2 separate regions of the Mus musculus genome follow, and region 1 is linked to region 2. Evidence: chromatin contacts called from ENCODE Hi-C or POLR2A ChIA-PET data. All regions are on one chromosome and are shown on one strand. The core of a region is the stretch at or near the end of the contact, and the rest is flanking DNA. Distances in the headings are between cores, read along the strand shown. Region 1 holds the start of Denn2b (DENN domain containing 2B). Region 2 overlaps Denn2b (DENN domain containing 2B).

Region 1 (2,804 bases), core at 126-2,625, 40 kb after region 2:
AAGCTACTTCATAGACAGTGCAAGGCCCCCGCTCAGATATTGTTGTGCCAGTCCCTCTGCCCTGTCAAGTGTCCCAGATGGACTTGAAACTCACTGCAGGCTCCTCTCTGAGCTTCATTAGCTACTTTGATTGTTGTTACAAGTCAGACATAGCAGCATGGAGATAAGAGAGCACGAGGTAAAACCGACCAAGCTGCTCAAAAGTTTCCACATAAGAACTTCAACAGTGCTAGAGCGATGAGAACTCATTTTCCTATAAAAGAACCTTCCTGTGAAAATATCCAGTGGCTTTGTGCTAAATAAAAGCAGAGTGAAGCCTAAACATCTCCGATTCAGCCAGAGTGAGATTAGCTAGATTTGCAAAGTCAAGAAAATTGGCAGTTTCCCTCCTCCTCCCGGAGCTAATAGAATCCAACTGTTGGAGTATGACATCATTCTCGACCCCCAAACTCTGAAGTGAAGAGCACAGACACTGGCCTGCCATAAACAGCCCGACTCAAAGCAAGGGGCTCAGAGGTGCCCTTACCTGGTAGTCCGGGTGATTTCTTGCCCACTCCATTCTCCACAGAGGCTGGCTCACACCACAGTCGCTTAGGGAGCCCAGGGCCCCCAGATCCACTGGCTTAAGCTCCAGTACCTGCTGCGAACTTCCCACAGCTCCTTCCTCTGACCTTTCAAGACACTCCTTCCAGCCAAGTGAGCAGAGCTAGCGCAGCTAGCCAGTCAGGCTGGTTGTCATGGAGACCTGTCCTAGGCTGCACACACGCTTGCAGGCTTGCTCTCACTCAGCTAGGCGCTCTCCCTCAACCCGGTGTCCCAGGAGCGAGCTAGCACGCGCACGTTTATGCGTGCGCGTGCTTCTACACATTCTCTGAGTTCTAGCCGGCCTTGAAACAGCGCGGTCTTTTGATCGGCTCAGTTTATGCATGCATTCCACTCCTCCTACCTCCCTTCCAGTCAACCAGGAGCCCAGGTCTGTTCCTGGGAACTTGCTGCAACAACCCAGAGGGGAGAAGGGTGAGGACAGTGAGTGGACTTGTTTTCCTCCCCTCTAGTGTCTCAGCTTTTATAACTTGGAAGAATCCCTGCCAAAGGGGAGGGAGCTAGCTGAAGGCTTGGAGGGGAAGCAAGCACTTCCTCTGGGTCCTGCAGCAGCAGCGGAATGAGGAGGGACCCTGATGCGTGCTGCCTCAACTTGTTTGTTCGCTTGGGATTTTTCAGGAGCATTTGGGGCAGAAACACAGTTCACATCCTAGAAGCTGGCCTAGACTGGCCTCTCTGGTTACCTTGTTGACTGTTCAGGTCCTGGAGACAGCTTTTAGCCAGTACAGGGTCCCATGGTACTAGTGCCAGAGCCCAAGCAGTCTCTTGTCTTCCTGCAAAGGAGAAGAAACAAACTAGATCAGGATTAGGAGGAACACTGTTTAAGTCTACAGTCAGAGCCAGGACATCAAACACAATGCAAACAGCCTCCTCTCTGAACAAAAGATCCACAGCCCAGGCCTCCAATGAGAAACTGTACAAGTGCCAGGGCCGTACCTGGGACACAGAAGGCCCTTTTAGTAGCCCTATGTATACTTTTGCTTGGATGCTGCCTAACCCTCTCAAAATAGATGTACTAGTTTGTTTGATGCTCTTAACACACTGGTCAGATAGGTTTGCTACCATTTTATAGATGGGATCACTGAGGCCCAGAGAGATCAGATACTTGATCCACACTTACCTAACTAGTTAGGAACTGAGAGTAGAGACAAGTCAAGGGTCTCCTAGTCCTTTATGTTTTGCTATAAAGTACACAGAAGCCTGATCTTGAAAACCAGCTCATTTTCTAAGAACCACAAGTGTGGGCCTCCAAGGGAAAGTGAAGACTCTATCTAAGTCCTGTTAAGGTAAATCTATCTGCCACCCTTCTAGCCCAAAGATTTAATGACCGATAACATCTATGACATGCACAATATCTGCTGCAAACTAGAGAAAAAATGCCCTGCCCTACCCCCAAGTACTATCTTACATCTTCCCAAAATAACCTCCCAAATCCTGGTTCATTTTTTTCTCTGACAGAGTAGTCCTAAAAGTTACGACTGGTGTTATATTAATTTAACACATTTTAAAAATGTATCTAAAGTAAAGTTAAATTACTTGCTCCCATTTACTGAACCAGGAAATGAGAGATCCAAAACCAGTGTCCAAGCCTTTCAACTTTCTGGCATACATTAAGCAGAACAGTTGCCAAGAATACCAGAGCTAGAGTCACAAGACCTTAGCAGTGCCTGACCTCATCGCCAACTGGCCACCTGTCACTGAGCCAGCCTCCTCCCGACTTTCTACTTTCTATGAATATATCTCATACTGGGGTGGCAGAGGACTAGGGTGTGAGGTGCAGTGTCAAGGTGCTATTAGTCAAAAACACTTCAAATTAGGCACTCAGCTCTCATCCACCACCCCCCAATTGTTAGTACCTCTCCTCCACCAATCTAGTAGATATATTTTTCAAGTAGAACTCGGGGTTGGTAAATGGATTGACTGCATGTGGGAAGGTGGAGGCTGATGAGGATGAAGACAATGAGGCTCAAGGAGGCCATTCTCCAATGCTGCTCCTCAAAATAATGCTGGGGGAGGGGTGGGGGGGCCCTGATGGAATCTGTAACGCTTATCCCTTGCAGAATTCCTTGTGATGTTGACTCACCTTCAGTATGCTACAAAATTCCCAAAACCAGACTTTGGTTGACTTGAATTTAACTCACAAATATATGCTGAAGATAATACACAAAAACACGACATAAAACCCAAGTAGAAATGGCAGA
Region 2 (2,700 bases), core at 181-2,680:
GGTGTCTTTCTGCAGACACAGCTGTACATGCAGCATCACTTGCAGAACCCTGAGAATGTGAGGCGCATGTGCGGGCGAGCCTCCCCTCCTGCTGGTGTTAGGGTGAGCATACCCTCCTGCTGGTATTAGAACACCACTAACAGCAAACAGGATTACCCATCATCCTTTTCTTCTTACTAGTGAGAAGTCAAGACACCGAACAAAGAGAATAGATAGCTCAGTGGGTAAAATGCTTGCTGCACAGGCATGAGGCCCTGATCTTCTGACCTCTGGCTCTATTTTAAATACGCAAGCACACACACACACACACACACACACAAATTTAAAAAGGCATATAATAAAGAAAGCTTCTAAACAATGAGAGGAGTTTTACTGACACATCTCCTTCTCTAATGTCACACTGTCACATTATCAGTTTGTGTGAAGGTTATAGCTTAAGAAGCAGCCCAAAGAGACAGAAAAGATGGCAAAGGAACCTGAGCTTTCACGTGTGGTAGGAGAACCTGTTTACAGGCAAGACACTGCAACCAACACACAGATAAGTCACCAGACAACAAGGTCTTCTTAAACCTGAAACAACCCCTTCCAAACCAAAAGACCCTTTCCTCCTTCACTATCCACACACCTGTGCCTTGCATCTCTTCCAAAGTGCAGAGAGCCCGTCAAAATAGAAAAGGTCCAGGGTTTGGTGACTAGAAGATTAAATAATTGCCAGGGTTTTTTTTTTTTAAACAGGATCCAAAGGGGCTGAAAAAACAGCTATGGGAAAAGATATTTTGTTGTTCTTGTTGTTGAATGAGAAACTCTTCACAATCCACTCCTACACTGCTTTCCCAGCCTCAGGTTCAAAGGTCCTAGCTTCAAGCTCAAAATAAGCTCTTTACATTTAGATTTTCAATCTCAACCAATTTTCAATCCCCCTTCCTGCAAGATGGCTCTTTTTCACTGGTGCATTGATTCTGTAGATTTTAAGCTGAAGTTAAATACTTACCAAAAGCCTGAACTGGGCTGAGCAACCATGAGGCAGTTCTGGGCCAAAAAGAAATCTGTTTGGTGCCAAGATAGTTTCAAATCCCTTCATACAGCTGTTGCTGCCAGGCTGGACTCTCAGCCTCTCACTCGGCAGCTTTGCCCAGTACTGGCAAGACAACTGAGCCCACACTGTCTAGTGGCTTGTCACCACTTTGGGAAAGAAAATAGAGTGGAGGGTTGTAGTGCAAGCTCTGCTCCGAGGGACTAACCACTGTCTCCCTCAGTTGGGCAGTCAAGACAGTGGCCACAATCCTAACTAAGTCCGTGTCTTTCCTAGAGCAGCAGCCACATCAGACTACAGAAAATGCCATTCCCTGTCTATGCCAGGAATGTGGATGCCTCCAAGCTTCCAGTCAGCCAAGGCTTTCTTTCTTTCTGGCATGTCCTCTGCCCACATTCTTTCTTAAACAGCCAGGCCAGATGTCAGTTTCTTTCCGAAGCCTTTCCTTCCCCCAAGTCCTGACCTCATGCTCACCCTTCCCATGCTCTCCCGTCTAGCTGGGCTTAAGCTGACGACGACGATAAGAGGCCTCCTCTGCCTTGGAAAAGCACCAGAATCCCTATTATGCCTGTGGCCTCATTTCAGTTATCCTTTCCCTCCCATTTTCTCCCTCTACTCACATTGTGTCCTTATTATATCCTCAAGCATGTCCAGGACATTCCTATGGTAAGACCTTCACAGCTTTGCTAACTATATTACATTCTCCAACAAGCCTGCTCTCCCCACTCCTCCAAGTCTTTGGTTAGACGCCATCTTCTCAATGAAGCATCCCTGATGATGCTGCACAGAATTAAAGCCTTTCCCCAACCCGCTACCCATCAGCACTCTGCACTGTCTTTCCTATTTTCCTCGACAGCTTTCATCATCAGCCCACACACTCATTTTTATGGATATGAAATCCCATGATGCCAGGCTTTTGTTCAGTTTTGTCTTTGTTTACCATTCCTCCCCTCCAGTGTCTAGAGCAGCTCTTAGCAAGTGTTTTAAACTGATGGGTACTATTGTTTCAGCGTGACTCTGCATGGATAATGTAGGCAGCTTTAGGCTTCACTACTCATGTCCATCTCTAAGGGTAGGACACCTATTACAACCTTCCAATGAAGGATATTTACCTACCTGTACCAATCAGACCTATAAAGATCACTCATAAGAGGTCCAAGCTTTCTGAACACCCCACACACTGATTGCAGGGGAGGATTTACTCAAGAACTTTGCTCTTTGCAAAGACTTCCCAACTATAAAGTACACAGGACCTTTTTCTGAGCATCCTTCCTAATGTCTTGGGTTTGAACACTACTGGTCTGTCCTCTATGCAGCTCTGTAACTCTCACACTTATCAAAAAGAAGTACAGACTGAAATGCCTTTGAGAAATGCTGTAGAAGCAGGAAAAGGCATGACCATGGAAGCCTTCACTGCCCCTACTCAACCCTGTGAAGGTGTCTTTCCAATTCCTATACAATGCTCTGCTTCCTGCTCTTGAGTTCCTCATCCTGCCGGAGCCGGGCAAGTATGGATGCTATAAAGGGTAGGCCTGCGACAGAGTGCTTCAGAAGGTAGGGCGTAAGAAGAATTGCAAGGGGAAGAACCAGGACAAATAGAAGCCAAGGAGACCTTGGAGGAAGCATAGAGTTCTTAAACGGGACAAGAGTGAGAGCCACAACAGAAA

Evidence for each region. A loop is a pair of places that touch in the nucleus more often than their neighbours do. ChIA-PET counts read pairs that join two places held with the same protein, here RNA polymerase II (POLR2A).
Region 1: a map of heart shows a loop between it and region 2 (2.0-fold over the local background). The contact joins the promoter of Denn2b here to the enhancer-like site in region 2. A Hi-C loop is called at or near these places in 9 of 37 maps with a recorded cell type or tissue (adrenal gland, gastrocnemius, heart and 1 more). POLR2A ChIA-PET finds 5 or more read pairs at or near these places in 3 of 5 experiments (Patski and embryonic stem cell).

What each region holds. Positions count from the first base shown.
Region 1 is chr7:109,615,772-109,618,575 of GRCm38, forward strand. It overlaps Denn2b (DENN domain containing 2B), which reads right to left and starts at 1,376. Exons shown (of 20, transcript NM_001001326.1): 1 at 1,287-1,376.
Region 2 is chr7:109,575,386-109,578,085 of GRCm38, forward strand. The region is part of intron 1 of Denn2b (DENN domain containing 2B); the gene reads right to left. Among named protein-coding and RNA genes, the nearest start is that of Denn2b, 40 kb to the right of the region's middle. Within about 2 kb of position 1,431, at least 1 of the 3 ENCODE cell types and tissues checked has a DNase peak (open chromatin) inside an H3K27ac peak, as active enhancers do; it is heart, where a contact is called at or near this core.